2 separate regions of the Homo sapiens genome follow, and region 1 is linked to region 2. Evidence: read pairs that join two places in POLR2A ChIA-PET (ENCODE). Cell type or tissue: PC-9. All regions are shown on one strand.

Region 1 (4,000 bases), 130 kb before region 2:
TTGTGGAACAGATCTTTAGAACTTTTTTATCTTGCAAAACTGAAAGTCTATACCCATTGAACGATAACCTCCTAGGCCCCCTCCCTTTAGCCTGGTAACCACAATTCTACTTTCTGTTTCCATGAATTTGACTATTTTAGATACCTCATGTTAGTGGATCCAGAGAGTATTTGCTTTTGGTGACTGACTTATTTCACTTAGCATAAAGTCCTCAAGGTTAATCCATTTTGCAGCATGTGACAGATTTTCTTCCATGTGAAGATTGAATAATATTCCATTGTATGTACATACCATATTTTGATTATCTCTTTATTCACTGATGGACATTTAGGTTGCTTCCACCTCTTGGCTATTGTGAATACTCTTGCTGTGAATATGGATATGCAAATATCAATTTGAGATTCTGCTTTCAATTATTTTGAATCTATACTCTGAACTGGGATTGCTGGATCATATGTTACTACTATTTTTAATTTTGTGAGAAACCACCACACTGTTTTCCTTAGCAGTCGCACCATTTATAATCCCAGCAACAGTATACAAGGGTTCTAATTTCTCCACATTTTTGGCAACACTTATTTATTTTTTTATAGTAGCCATTCTAATCGGTGTGAAGTGATATCACGTTGTGGTTTTGATCTCCATTCCTCTGCTGATTAGTGATGTTGAGCACCATGACTGTTGGCCATTTGTATGTCATCTTTGGTAAATGTCTGTTTGAGTTCTTTGGTCACTTAAAAAATTGAGTTATTTGATTTTTTTGATGCTGAGTTACAAGAGTTCTTTATACATTCCAGATATTAATCCCTTATCAGATATATGATTTGCAAATATTTTCTTTCATTTTGTAGTCTACCTGTCCATGATGTTGATCGTGTCCATTGATGCACAAAGTTGTAAAGTTTGTTGTAGTCCCATTTGCCTATTTTTCCTTTTGTTGCCTGTGCTTTTGGTGTTACATTCAATAAATCACGGCCAAATCCAGTGTTATGAAGCTTTTTTCCAAATTTTCTCTTCTTATTGTTTCTTTTCTTTCTTTTAATTATGTGGTGTTTTTTTTAAATTTGTTTTTCATATCCTTTCTTCTAGGAGTTTTATTGTTTTGGGTCTTATTTTTAATCTTTAATCCATTTTGAGTTAATTTTTGTAGATAGTGTAAGATACTGATCCAACTTCATTCTTTTGCAGGCAGGTATCTTGTTTCCACAGCACCATTTGTTGAAGAGACTATCCTTTTCCGTTGATTGGTCTTGGTTCCCTTGTCAAAGATCATTTGACCATATATGTGAAAGTTTATTTCTGGGGTCTCTATTCTATTCCATTGCTCTGTATATCTGTCTTTATGTCAGCACCATGACATTTTGATTATTGTTGATTTGTAATATGTTTTAAAATCAGGAGTTGTGAGTCCTGCAAATTTGTCTTTTTTTTTTTTCAAAATTGTTTTTGCTATTTGGGGGTCTCTTGAGGTTTTATATGATTTTTAGGATGTGTTTTTCTAATTCGGCCACAAATTCAGTAGGAATTTTGATAGGATGCATTGACTCTGTGCATCACTTTGGGTAGTACAGACATATACTACTAGAAGATTAGTTTGATTGGAATGAGGTTACAGACCAGGTGCAGTGGCTCATGGCTGTAATCCCAGCACTTTGGAGGCTGAGGCCAGTGGATCGGATCACTTGAAGTCAGGAGTTTGAGATCAGCCTGGCAAACATGGTGAAGCCCCGTCTACTAAAAATATAAGAATTAGCCAGCTGTGGTGGCACACATCTGTAATCCCAGCTGCTCAGGAGGCTGAGGCAGGAGACTCGTCTGAATCTGGGAGGCAGAAGTTGCAGTGAGCTGAGATCACGCCACTGCACTCCAGCGTGGGCAACAGAGTGAGACCCTGTCTCAAAAAAAAGAGTATAAAGCAAGCAAGTAGAAGAGGGGAGACCATTGGAAATTGATAAATTGATGGGACTGACTAGCGGAACACTGCACTGAAAGGCCATTTGCTGGTGTGGAAGAGTTAATATAATAGGTATAAAGATTCTCAAGATAAGCTTAAAAAATGGCAATTATTAAATTCAGGGAAAAGAAACAAGAATAAACACTTTCATAGCACACTGCAATGCTTGCTGTGATTAATATTTGCATGGGAATATAATGCAAATACTGAATAGTTAATCAAAAAATATAATGTATTATAAAGTCATAAAGAGAAAGTACAGTCCTAGGAGAGCTAGACCATCATTTACCCATTGTAGGAAGTCAATAATGAATCAAAAAACAGCAGAATTCTGTTTAGAGCTGTGTTATCCAATATGATTGTCACTAGCTTCAATAGCCATATGTGACTACTGAGCACTAGAAATGTGGCTGGTCCAAATTGAGATATGTTGTTCGTGTGTACTACTCACTGAATTTTGAAGATTTAGTAAAGAAGAAAAAAAAAGAACATAAAATATCTCATTAAGAATTTTTACCTGGGCACAGTGGCTCATGCCTGTAATCCCAGCACTTTGGCAGGCTGAGGCAGAAGGATTGCTTAAGCCCAAGATTTCGAGACCATCCTGGGCAACAAAGTGAGATCCTGTACCTACAAAAAATAAAAAAAAAATAGCAGGACCTGGTGGCATGTGCCTATAGTCTCAGCTGCATGGGAGGCTGAGGCTGGAGGATTGCTTGAGCCCAGGATTGCAGTGAGACATGTTCATGCCACTGCACTCCAGCCTGGGCAGCAAAATGAAACCTTGTCTCAAAAAAAAAAAAAAAAAAAAAAAAGAATATTTATATTGATTACATGTTGCAATGATATATTTTGAATGTATTAGATTGAATAAAAGATTTTATTAAAGTTCATTTTACCTATTTCTTTTTTCTTTTTTTTTTTTCAGACAGAGACTCACTCTGTCACCCAGGCTGGAGTACAGTGCCACAATCTTGGCTCACTGTAATCTCTGCCTCCTGGGTTCAAACTATTCTTGTGCCTCAGCCACCTGAGTAGCTGGGATTATAGGCGTGCACCACCACGCTTGGCTAATTTTTGTATTTTCTGTAGAGATGGGGTTTCGCCATGATGGCCAGGCTGGTCTCAAATTCCTGGCCTCGACTGATCTGCTAGGCTCTGCCTCCCAAAGTTCTGGGATTACAGACGTGAGCCACCATTCCTGGACCTATTTCTTTTAATTATTTTAAATGTGGCTACCAGAAAATTTAAAATTACATATGTGGCTTGTATTATACTTCTATATTTTGTATTTGCCAAAAAATTCATTTAAATAAATAAAATCACATGTGTCCCAGAAACAACAGTACTGGTTTAGAAATAAGGTGATGAGTAAATGCCAGAAGATATCACAGCTAAGATAGTGAGACAAGAGTGTTTCTGGGGAAGGAACCAGGGAACTGGGGAGGAGAACAGGGAATTATGATATTTCATTTTAAGAATCTTAATGTCATTTGACTTTTAAAATAAGTTCCCGTATATGACTATGAAATACAATGTAATTAAAATATATTTATGACTGGTTTCCTGATCTTTTTAAGGAACTACATAATACTTTACGATGTGAAGTTACCATGATTGCTATAATCAGTCTCTCTTTTTGATGGATACTTAAATTGTTTCCAGATTTTTTTGCTATTTCAAATATTGCTTTAATGAATATCTCTGAATATGGATCTATGCCATATTAAATCTGCAAGATAAATATCCAGAAGTGAGATTTCTGGGACAAAGGGTATGTGCATTTACAGTTTTGATAGGTCTATCAAATTTCTCTTATGAGAAATTGCACTGGTTTATACTCCCACAAACAATAGATGCTTCTCCACGCTTTGATCAACATTGAATATTATTCATTTTTTAGTCCTCACTCTTTTACTGTTATTCGTGGATATTGAGCATCACGTGTATAGTGTCCCCTTTATGTTGATGTCCTTTGTTTTTCTTTGGCCTGCTGTCTTTCTAAATGATTTGTAAGAGTGGATAGATAATTTCTTAGTGAATCCT
Region 2 (4,000 bases):
AGTATATCAAAGAGATATTTGCATTCCCATGTTTATTGCAGCACTGTTCACAATAGCCAAGATATGGAATCAACCTACAAGTTCATCAATGAATGAATAGGCAAAGAAAATGTGGCAGATATATATAATGGAATATTATTCAGCCATAAAAAATGAAATCCTGTCATTTGCAGCAATGTCAATGGAATTGGAGGACACTGTTAAGTGAAATAAGCCAGGTGCAGTGAGACAAATATCACATTATCGCTTATATTGTGGGAGCAAAACCCTTGATCTTATGGAGGTAGAGAGTAGAATGATGGTTATCAGGGGCTGGGAATGGTAGTGGGGAGGGGAGATAAGGAGAGATTAGTTAGTGGGTACAAAAATATAGTTAGATGGAAGGAGTAAGACCTGGTGTTTGGTGTCACAATAGGATGACTATAGTTAACAATAATTTATTGTATATTTCAAAATAACGAGAAGAGTGGCATTGGAATGCTCTTAAGACAAGCAAATGATAAATGCTTGAGGTGCTGGATACCTCAGCCATACACTGTATGGTTGTATCAAATTATCCCATGTACCTCAGAAATCTGTACAACTATTTTGTATTCATGAAAATAAAAATTAAGTTACTTCAAAAAAAAAAAGGTCGGCAGGATGCTAGTGGCCTCCCCCAGGGGGAATCCTGGGATGGTGTTTTCCCTTATTAAGATTCCACAGGGACAGGCACACCCCGAGTGAAAGCCACATCTAAGCCTTACTCAGGGTCCAGGTGTCAGTCAGACGAAACAGCAAGGTGTTTGTGTAGTGTTCATTCATTCAGTAAATATTTATCAACTGCCTACCGTGTGCCTAGAAACTGTTCTAGTCCTTTGGGATACATAGTGAACAAAATGGAAAAACAAAACACCTTTCTCTCATGGAGTTTACATTCTTGTGAGTGAGACAGGCAATAAATAGTAATCATTATAAATAAGTAAATTACCAAGTATGTTAGAAGGTGATAACCTTCTATATAGAGTTATGAGTTCATATAGAAGGCAAGGAATTGAGAGTACTAGCTTGGGGATCTAGGGCTTCCTCATTCTGGGGTCTGATTCCTGGAGGTGACTAGGCAGGGCTCAGCGGGCAGGTGATATTTGACCAAAGTCCTGAGGAGGTGGCAATAGCCAGCGCCAAGGTCCTAAGGTCGGGGGAGGTGCCTGGTGTGTCTGGGGAACAGCCAGGTGGCCAGCGTGGCTGGAGCAGTTAGAAGGAGGAGAGAAGTAGGAGGTGAGGTCAGAGGGAAAGTGCCTGGTAGTGCCTTTAGACCATTGTGGAGACTTTGGCTTTTACTTTGAGTGAAATGAGGAGAGCAATAGTAATGGAGGGATTGAGAAAGAGTCTGGTTCTGGATATATTTTGAAGCCAGCAGATGTCCCAATAGATGATAGCCTGGGTATTAGAGGAGGGGTACCAAGGTCAAAGACTACTCCATGGTGTTTGGCTGGAGCACCTGGGAGGATGGGGATGCTGTTCCCTGCATCTGAGACAGAATACTGAGACAGAAAGGTTCCTGTGGAAACGTTTGGGGGAAGACCCAGCCCTTCACATTAGACCTAGGAAGTTAGGGGAGGCTGTTGGACAGGAAGATGGAGAGGATGCATCGGGACTTGGAAATGTGGGTAGGGGTGCAGAAGAGAGGTCTGGGCAGGGTTCCTCAGAGGCAGGCGCTATTGAAAGCCAAGAGACTGAATGAAGTCACCAAGGGAGGAAGAGAAAGAAGGGGGTGGAGGACTGCACACTGGCCCTTCAGTGTGAAGATGCTGGGAAGGGGCAGCCGTGGAGACTGGGAAGCAGCAGCCACTGCTAGAGGAGGAGAGAGCAGGGTGTGAGCAAGTGGAGAACAGGTGTAGACAGGCAGAGGAGAAACAGCTTGGTCTGTCTGCTGCCCACAGTCACAAGCACAGGCACACCCCAGGGGAAAGTTGCCTCTGTGCCTTACTCAGGCCAGATAAAACAGTTTTAAGGAAGAGAAACAGCTTCTTTTTTCCTGCCATGAGGAGAGGGGGGGGGAAAAAAAAAAAAAAGACTGCCTCAGCAATTTGCATAATTGGGCCTTGTGAGAAAGATCCCTGTGAGTCCAGTACTGAAGGGAGTTGATTTTAGCCATAGCAATTAGTCATTCTCCCACTTCATGAGCTGTCTGTGTGTGGTTTCTAAACAGGCAGCATTTGTTTAACAAAATAATCAGCATCTCCATTTCCTCCGAATCATCCTTGAATCTAAAGATCATTTGAAAAAATGCTAGGCCATGCTATGGTGGCACTCCTAGGGGTGTCTTATTTCCATTTTCCTAATTTCAGAGGGAAAAAAGTAGATAGAGCCTTGATGCACAAATTTGAAAATAAAACCAACATTCACCTGTATGCACTGGCCCCTTCCTGTGCACCCTCCAGCCCTGTGGTCCTTAGAGCTGCTTCCTACAATATTCATGACTTAGAACAGCCCATTCTTAAAGCTGGTCCAACATTCTTCCATCGGCCTGTCCACACTCTCTGGTTTGCGCTGGATCCCCAAGGAAATGGGTTTGGCTGCCTCAGGCTGTGGTCTAGGGACAAAGGAAAACCAAAGTCTGAGTTCTGGGTAGATGTTGTCAAGAGACAGGAAACCACTCATGGCTTAATTCCAGGAGCCTGCAAGGTCAGGCAGTGGGTGAGTGCCTGTGAGCAGAGCCTGGAGAGATCTCTGAGGTAGCAGTGCCCTGGGAGTCTGAGCCTTGGAGGTGCTGAGTCTTTGGATGAGAGGGAACTGACAGAAGCTCCGGTCCATTCAGTCATTCAATATTCATCTACCCAATGACTCCCATGGCTCACGTCCTTTGCTTCTTCATGAATTAATAATGTTTATTTTATGATGTCGTAGAAACCAGACATAGCCTAAGCCTGAGAAGTCTGGGAATGGTAGATGGTATAGTGTTGGGGAAACCGCACTTGCTGTTGAGTCAGGCTGGCTTGGGTTCAAATCCTGGCCTGGCCAGTTTTACCTTAAAGGGTAGCTTAGCCTCCCTGGGTCCCTGTAGTTCCCTCCAAAGGGGCCATTATGATGCGTTCCTTGAGCAGCTGTTGTGAAGATCACGATGATACATGGAAAACACCTTATACAGTGCTGCTCACGTAGTAAGGACTCCATATATTGTAATGGTTATCATTTTTTGTTTGTCGTAGCAAGGTGTGGGTGAACTAAGGAGCCTAAATGAGACTTCCCATGCAGAGGCTGAGAAAATGAAAGGTTACTGCTCTAGAAGAGAGGTGGGGAGGGTGCCACAGGCAGGCTACTGTTCGCCCTATTTTGCCTTGGGCAGACATTGATGCCCTGTCCCCACAGTCCTTTCACTCCCGCTGGGAGATGGCTTCCAAGGTGTGGCTCCAGGCCAAGGCCAATTACTGGGGTTTGCCTGTGGGCTGTAACTTCTTTACCACAGTCACCCTGAGCAGAAAGCCAAGCGAGTAATTTCGGAGCGCTTGTGTGCTGACACCCTTTTTGATGAGGTGAAAGGATCTGACTCAAAGCTAGCCCTCGACAGTGAAAATTAAGAAGTGTTTCTAAGCCTGAGAGGCAGCTTTGAGCTGTGTCCTCAGTCAGGAACGCATGTTGAAAAGAAGTTTGAAAGGCTCTGAACTCTTCTAGATGGTCCTGAATAGACACTCCCCACAGTCCACGTCCCGGGAAGGGGTAGACACAGCTATGAGCAGCCTAGCTTGCCGAAGCAGCAGGGCTTCTGTGCCTGTGCACCTCTGTCATGCCTGGAATGTCCCTGGAAGAGGGGACTTGCCCTGCTCAGCTCCCTCCAGGGAAGTTACCTGCTTCTCTGTCTCCTGCCATCACCCGAAGCCCAGCTCTGCCCTGGCTTAGGAGACAGGAAGGGAGCCCAGTCCTCAGTTTCCTTCTCCAACTGCAGTTCAGCCTGTCAGAGCTGGCAGTGAGAACCTGGGAAGTGTATTTTCTGCCTCTTCCCAAGGGGAAGCCCGTGGTT

Evidence for each region. Peaks named below come from ENCODE experiments on the same cell type or tissue, not always from the same donor. Only the 100,000 strongest peaks of a DNase experiment are listed, where the experiment ranks them.
Region 1: POLR2A ChIA-PET joins it to region 2 with 25 read pairs; 5 of 35 experiments call an interaction of 5 or more read pairs at or near these places.

Annotation. Positions count from the first base shown.
Region 1 is chr7:22,690,895-22,694,894 of GRCh38, reverse strand. No RefSeq gene overlaps it. Among named protein-coding and RNA genes, the nearest start is that of IL6, 34 kb to the left of the region's middle. In PC-9, no CTCF peak of the experiment used is centred here; no DNase peak of the experiment used is centred here.
Region 2 is chr7:22,563,541-22,567,540 of GRCh38, reverse strand. STEAP1B-AS1 (STEAP1B antisense RNA 1) reads right to left here. Exons shown (of 4, transcript NR_038393.1): 2 at 2,389-2,575. Among named protein-coding and RNA genes, the nearest start is that of STEAP1B-AS1, 2.2 kb to the right of the region's middle. RefSeq lists an enhancer at 3,678-4,000. In PC-9, no CTCF peak of the experiment used is centred here; DNase peaks (open chromatin) are centred at 790, 2,150, 2,760, 3,420 and 2 weaker places; H3K4me3 peaks cover 1,950 bases; H3K27ac peaks cover 3,132 bases.